Linked DNA regions of Mus musculus: all the other regions are linked to region 3. Evidence: chromatin loops called from intact Hi-C (ENCODE). Cell type or tissue: heart. All regions are shown on one strand.

Evidence for each region. Peaks named below come from ENCODE experiments on the same cell type or tissue, not always from the same donor. Only the 100,000 strongest peaks of a DNase experiment are listed, where the experiment ranks them.
Region 1: it touches region 3 in a loop (2.9-fold over the local background); 2 of 42 quality-filtered maps call a loop at or near these places.
Region 2: a loop joins it to region 3, with 11 times the contacts of the local background. A loop is called at or near these places in 37 of 42 quality-filtered maps.

What each region holds. Positions count from the first base shown.
Region 1 is chr8:77,936,321-77,938,820 of GRCm38, forward strand. No RefSeq gene overlaps it. Among named protein-coding and RNA genes, the nearest start is that of Gm29895, 110 kb to the right of the region's middle. In heart, a CTCF peak has its summit at 1,459; no DNase peak of the experiment used is centred here.
Region 2 is chr8:78,002,925-78,005,424 of GRCm38, forward strand. No RefSeq gene overlaps it. Among named protein-coding and RNA genes, the nearest start is that of Gm29895, 41 kb to the right of the region's middle. In heart, no CTCF peak of the experiment used is centred here; a DNase peak (open chromatin) is centred at 1,457; H3K27ac peaks cover 415 bases.
Region 3 is chr8:77,629,169-77,631,668 of GRCm38, forward strand. No RefSeq gene overlaps it. Among named protein-coding and RNA genes, the nearest start is that of 4933431K23Rik, 5.5 kb to the right of the region's middle. In heart, a CTCF peak has its summit at 1,162; no DNase peak of the experiment used is centred here; H3K27ac peaks cover 528 bases.

The DNA.
Region 1 (2,500 bases), 310 kb after region 3:
GCAATTTGTAGTGTAGTGCGCTCTTCCTGACCCTCATTTTAGCATGCAGATGTATACAAAGGCGATGGGGTCTAGAACCTGAAACTGCATGGCATGAGTGAGGTGTCTGGAGAAGGAACACAGCCATACTTGCTGTAATAGTGGTCCTGATGTGCAAGGCACAGGTGCTCACTAAGTGACACACATGTATGTATGAAAGGGAGGTGACGCCTCTGATCCAGTGTTGAGAAGTGGGCTCCACCTCAGGTGAAGCCAGTCGTATCAGCAGCATTCATTAGAGAAGAGGACAGCAGTGTTCCCTCTAAACTGGTGGTGCAGCAGTAGCGCCTTTCCACTGAACATGCAGCGATGGTTCTTGTGGGGTGTGAACAAGCATCATAGTGTGTTTTCTAAAGGGGGCACTATAGCTTCTTCTTGGTCAGGGGAGTACAGTAACATGAACTCCTATCAACTGAGTTCTAAGGAACTTTGAAGCTATGCAGCATTCATGGTCGTGATAAGGGATGTTATAGTCTGAGGCCATGCTAAAGGGACTCCTTTAGATGCCAGCTGGTCAACTGCACAATGGATTGGCACAAACACACTGTTTACTACAGTTTTCTGTCCAGCAATCTTTATCTGTCTGCTCTATGGCTCTTTTCTAACATTGTTATTATACTCCAGAGTGCTCCTACAGTGGTCCTAACCCACATGGAGTTGTTTATTCATTATTTTTTGTGAAGGAAGGAAGTTTTGGAATCCAACAATCTGTCATCTTGTTCCCATCACTCTGGTGGGAAGAGCTGACAATATGATTCCCATAGATATGTTCACTGATTATAATAAATTCTATAGATGCCTCTTAGGGACATTCAGAATGTATAAGATACTCTAATTTAAAAAAGAATCCCATGAATTCCATCCACACAATTATTTTTATTTTGTTCCATTTTCAGCCATACTATTTGCACATATATGGGAACAATTTTAACTATCTATGCAGAATGATTCTCTGTATTTATGTTTTCAGTGAGATGCTATTTTAATGTTCATACAAAATTTATTTTAGTAGGGTTTTTTAACTATACTTGATAAAGTTTACTTATGTTGAGAAGAATATTGAATTAGTTTATGAGATTGCCCAGTTCCTTATGTGTCCACCATCTCAGGAATCACTGATTGTCGGGGGATGGCTGCTCTTCCAGAGAACCCGAGTTCAAACCCCAGCACAAACGTGATGTTTCACAACCATTAGTAATGCTGGTTCTAGAGATCTAAATCCTCTTCTAGCTTTCCTGGGCACCAGGAACCCTCACCAGTTCACAGACATATACACAGGAAAACAATAGAGGTAGAAGACCCATTCATATAAATATAAACTAAAAACAAATATATATAAAAAGGAAGAAATTACTGTTTTTTAAAATTGGTAATAATTAGGACAGAAAGTGCTGTAGTTTTCCAACTGGTGGTCACATGCCCTCTAGTGATGCTAACTTGAATCAAGTCTTTATTAAACATTTATAGTCATTGAACTGTATATTTTTATGCTTGTGTCCCTATTGCCTACCATAGTATCTGGCAACTTATCTATTCCATAGGCACTCATCTATTCCACTATCATATTGCAACTCTATAGATAAGACTATTATTTATTTTATTTTAAGGTTTTATTTTTATGTTTAAATTATGAGTATGTGTTTGTTTCTCTCTATGCGTGTATGAATATGGGCATATAAGTGCCCATGGAGGCCAACTGAGGGCATCAGATTCCCTGGAGCTGGGGTTACAGGTGAGTGAGAGTCATTGAGCATGGGTGCTGGGAACTGAACATGGGCCCCCTGTAAGAGCAATACATGCTGCCAGGACATCTCTCCACTCCTGAGTGTGTTCTTCAGTTGGGAGAGGTTTCCTTGTTCCATGTTGTCACTTGGCTAGAGATGGACATAGTTTAGGTGAGGCACCCGCAGGGTTTGAGAATGATGCCCAGATTAGGCTTAAGCTGAACAAAGAGGAGAAGTTTTCTAGGCAATAGAGAATTGAAAAGAGCAGGCAAGGTGTTCTGGACGAGATCAAGCATGAGGCTCTAAAGAGCTACAGTCTAGATGAATATGTGGTTTGGTTGCAGTGCGCAAAGAGAAGCAAAAGGGTAAGAGATGTTTCAGACAGTGAAACAGTAACATCCGTACTTCTTCCGTTGTCATGTTCTGAAATCTACTCCTTGTTGACTGTGAAATGTCATGGCTTAGACAGCTCATCCCCTCCCACTTAATGGAGATATTAGTCATCCTTGGAAACTGCTGCATCAGCTTCCTGTATAGTTTTTTTAAAAGATTTATTTAATGTATTTTTATGTATGTATGGATGTCTTGCCTGCACACACACACACACACACACACACACACACACACACACACACACTATGTACATGCCTTGTGCTTGTGAAGGCCAGAAGTGTTGGGTGCCCTGAAACTATAGCTGTGATCCTCCATGTAAGATATGAGAACTGAACCCAAGTCCT
Region 2 (2,500 bases), 370 kb after region 3:
AAGTAGCTGACAATTTTTTTAAGATTTATTTATTTATTTTATGTAAATGAGTATACTGTAGCCTACATGTGGTTACTGGGAATTGAACTCAGGGCCTCTGCTTGCTCCAGTCCCACTCTGTCCAGCCCAAAGATTTATTTATTATTATTATATGTAAGTACACTGTAGCTGTCTTCAGACACACCAGAAGAGGGTGTCAGATCTCATTACAGATGGTTGTGAGCCACCATGTGGTTGCTGGGATTTGAACTCAGGACCTCTGGAAGAGCAGTCAGTGCTCTTAACGGCTGAGCCATCTCTCCAGCCCAGCTGATCAATTTTTTTTAAACTGCACGTATTGGATGTGTTGTTATTGCTACTGAGAAGAACAGTGACTATTATTGATGAATCTGTGGCATATTAAGGGACACAGTTGACCAGAGTAAATATGTCCAGTCGGAAGGTCTGGGAGCAGTTGGCAGACAATGGCAGATGTCTGCTCACTAGCGGGTCCAGTTGAGCTTGTGTAAACTCCGAACTCCCTGGAACTTTACACTATATCTTTGCCAATGATTTAAACATGCTTTTCTAGGGCCGTATTTTTCTATATGATCCATATAATCCTAGCGTGAATGCCATTCTTTTCTCAGACTCCTTTTATTACTCATTCATACAAGCACACATTTTATGTAGTTTACACAGTTCCACTGATGCTAGAAATATATTTCCTCAATTCCCTTTTCTTTCTTTATAATTCTGAAAATAGTGACTATGTCATTTGCGATTTTGTTTTGTAATCTTAATATTAAGCAGTTACTTTGCTTCTAAATCCTGCTGCTGTGACGAATTCTGTGAGCCATGTGACATCTTCATGTCAACAGCTCCTTCCCTGAGCCATGTGACATCTTCATATCAACAGCTCTTCCCTTGGCTCTGTACTTGATGGTTTTTGGGTGCAGGGCAGGCAAAACCCTCAAATGTGAGATTGTGGTTACAGAGGGTGCAAACATTGTTCAGGCCCCTAAAAGCTGTCCCGGAACTCAGTGCTTGCTTTTTTCATCTCTGAGATGTGTTTTTAGTAATATGTAATGTGTATTCAGTACAAGTTGGTCCCTGCTGTTGTTGTCACCATCACTGATGCTGTAGTTGTTGTTTTTAGCACACCTTTGTCTCCTTGGAGGAGATGGATATAGCAATACAACCTTGGTCATCAGACTGATCTGTATGCTTTTTGTTTTCTCTCCACATTTGCAAAATGTTTTCAGCTCTTTGTTTTTATTCCTTCTGAGTGCCGACAGCCCTCTTCTTACGACAGTGATCTCACTTTTCTCGGTTTTCTTCTCTTTTTTAATCAAGGACATTAGAGTATGTGAGGAAGGAAATACCATTGTCTCAGACTCTTGTCGTCTATTCAGGACGATGTAAAACTCTGACCTCTAGTGGCTGTGCGCTGTAGTTGCAAGCCAGGTCCCTCAAGTCTGAACCCAGGAAACAGCAGCCAGCTTCAGATCCGAAGGGATGAGCACCCAACGGTTTGAAAACTCTTTTGACACATCAGATGATTCCCCTTATGTCTGTCAAGACAGCCTTCTTCTTCTTTACCAAGGAGTTAGTTTATGTCTCCGCTTCCAAAAATACACCAATTTAAATAAATGATCTAAAGACAATACTCTCAAAATATGCTTTCCTCCAAAGCACCCTGCCCAGGACTACCACTGCCTAATGATGTAATCCAGAGACTTCAGAAAACAATAGACCACTAAATCTTAGGAGACCTTAGTGGGTCTAAACATCTTTAAATGAAATATTCCTTGGTTTCAAAAATGATAACATACAAAATGTAGTTAGTTATGTTCTAAAAACTAAAATCCTGAGAAGTGGTTCTGGGGTACACTGCTTTATCAATATGACGTGGGGAATCAATCCTATTGTGAGTTCACACGAAGCTCATGGAACACACGTGAGATATTTGTATGTTTTTAATGGTTGTGTAAAATGAGGTGCGATGAAGTTCGTTGGCTTATTTCTGTTAAATTTCCTTTGTTTTCTGGCTTTGATAAAATGAATGAGTGGATGGATAGGGCAAAGCGAAAGCTTCGTACCCAGGAGTGTGCCCAGGAGTGTGCAGCAGGGACACGGCCGGAGAAGCTGCTGAAGAGAGGCTGATGGAGCTCACCCAACTGTGTGCCTCCTTGCCTGCCGTGATGTAGGCTGGGGCGGTTACGGTTGGGGCGGTCTCAGCAACAGCTCAGCGTTTCCTGCTGTTCCCACACAGATCTCACCTCACTAAGTGGGCACCGGTGTTTCTTATTGCCTCCAGTTGGGAAACTTGTCCTTTGAGACTCAGTTCATTAACCCTCCTCTACTTGTGTACAGTTGGACCTGACTTCAAACAGGTAGAATTAATGCCTTCTGGCAAGAGAACCTCTACATTTTACTATGATTAGCTTCAAAATCAATCGCCTAAAGTCTGATTAATTTCTTTGAAAGCTTGCTAAATGGACTCTGTGCTTATAATATG
Region 3 (2,500 bases):
TGTGTATGTGTGTGTGTGTGTGTGTATGTGTGTGTGTGTGTATGTGTGTGTGTGTGTGTGTGTGTGTATGTGTGTGTGTGTGTATGTGTGTGTGTGTATGTGTGTGTGTATGTGTGTGTGTGTATGTGTGTGTGTGTATGTGTGTGTGTGTGTGTATGTGTGTGTGTGTATGTGTGTGTGTATGTGTGTGTGTGTGTGTATGTGTGTGTGTGTATGTGTGTGTGTATGTGTGTGTGTGTATGTGTGTGTGTGTATGTGTGTGTGTGTGTGTGTGTATGTGTGTGTGTATGTGTGTGTATGTGTGTGTGTGTGTGTGTGGGTCACAGGCAGAGAGTCCTGAGATCCAAACAACACAAGGGCAAGACCTTGTCTCAAAAAACAACAGTAGCAAGAAAGTACTTGCTTTGCAGAAAAAGAAGAATCAAATTATCTCGAATTTGAAGACTACAACAAAGTCTTACGATAAAGGCATATTTTTTCTTTTGACCATTTTCTTGTATACAAAGAGAAAAGATTCATCCCATAGCTGACAATTACTTAATGTAACTTCTTTGTATCCTTGCTTAAGAAGTTTTTAAAAAAGGCCTGGCAGTGGTGACTCGTGCCTTTAGTCCCAGCACTCAGGAGGCAGAGGCAGGCAGATCTCTAAGTTTGAGGCCAATCTGGTCTACAGAGTGAGTTTCAGGACACCCAGGGCTACACAGAGAAACCCTGTCTCAAGAAACCCAAAAGAAAGAAAGAAAAAAAGGAAATATAACCACTAAAGTCAGAAAAAGGGGAGTGTTTGCCAGGCGTATGACTGTGTTCTTAATCTCAACACCCAGGAGGCAGAGGCAGGGTGATCTTTTGTGAGTCCTTGTCTACATAGCCAGTTCCAAGACAGCCTGTACTACACAGTGCTACACACACCCTGTTCCCGGTCTAGAAAAGAAAATAGAGGAGTATTAAGAAAGAATATGAAGGCTCAGGATTCTGTTGTTGTAACGACGCACCAGCAACACCACAGAAGTATTATTAAAAGGAATATTGCTGTTAAACACCTTAAAATTCCATGTGTGATGATTATGCTTGCAGGCAGGCACTATGGATTCTTCGCTGTTGTTTTCTACCTTTTATTTCCATCCGCCCCGCTGAACCACGGCAGGAAACAGAAATGACCGCCAGGTTGCGCTGTAGTTCCACAGCAGTGGAATCAGGCTGGGCTCCGAGGCGTTCGTGAAGATCTGTGTGGCTGTGGTTTTTCTGCTTTTGAAGCCTGGTGGGAGGAAATATTTCACAGGAAAACAGAAAACACTTTGCTGAAAACAGTCCCAAATTTACTGTGATTTAGAGATCGGTTATTCGTGGGGGAAAAATTCAAGGGGGGGGGGGGTCCTCTGTAGCATTTCTTAGAGAAAAGGGCCTTAAACTCAGCTTTGCTGGGTGAAAGGTTATTCCTTCTGGACAAAGAAGAGACCAGACAATCCCGTTGAAAGTTAGTTTCCTATATTATCTAGTTGTTGATGGATAATACTATTTTTAAAAGTTCCAAGATAGGGTATATTTATTTTTTTTTAAAAAAACATAAACACTTCAACTTTTTTTTCCTCAAGCGTTTTCCTTCCTTCTCTTTCTTCCAAAATGTCAATATTTATGAACCAGGGGTTGTGGGAAATGTTACCTAGAACTGGAAAAGTCAGAGATTGTCTGTCCCTGGGGACTTGAGTCTGAGTGCCAGAGGGCAGTGTGTGGCTGGAGGGACATAGTCCTTCCTTCTTGGCACCCTGTGGTGAACTCTTTGAAATGGAAGAAAATGATGTTTTCTGCTTCATATGCAGACGCCTCAAGACCAGCAGTGGCTGCAAGTTTCTGTATATCATTGTGCTATAAAAACAAGCATAGTTACAGTGAAAACTGTCCCGGCAGAGCCAGTGCCTAAGGTCCACAAACCAGCATTTCTGATTACATTAGGATCTGCATAGTGTTTGTTTAGGCCACGACAAGACTCAACAAAGGCAAGCACAAATCATGGAATATTAGTAAATTGTAGTGCTTATATTTACTGTGAGGATTTTTTTCTCCCTTTAAGATGATGAGGAAATAAAGAACATTATTTTTAATCTGAATAGTTGGTTCCTTTCGCACTGCCAGTTGCTAGGTTGTGAGATAGAAATGAAGCCACAAGTAGGCAAATGTTACTCGGCAGAATAAGAAGAATCAGGATGTAGAGCTGTTACCTGAGAGTCACTAACAAAAGAAAGAAAGAAAGAAAGAAAGAAAGAAAGAAAGAAAGGAAGGAAGGAAGAGAGAGAGAAAGAAAGAAAGAAAGAAAGAACGAAAGAAAGAAAGGAAGAAAGAGAGGAAGAAAGGAAGGAAGGAAGACTTAGAAACAAAGGTCACACAGTAAAACCGCCTCTAAGATCAAGTGAAGACTCTTGCCATGGTCCCAGCCCCACCCTTGTCTTACATAAAGGTGGCCCCCCTTACTCTTTCTTTACATTTATGTCTGTAACCCTTTGCC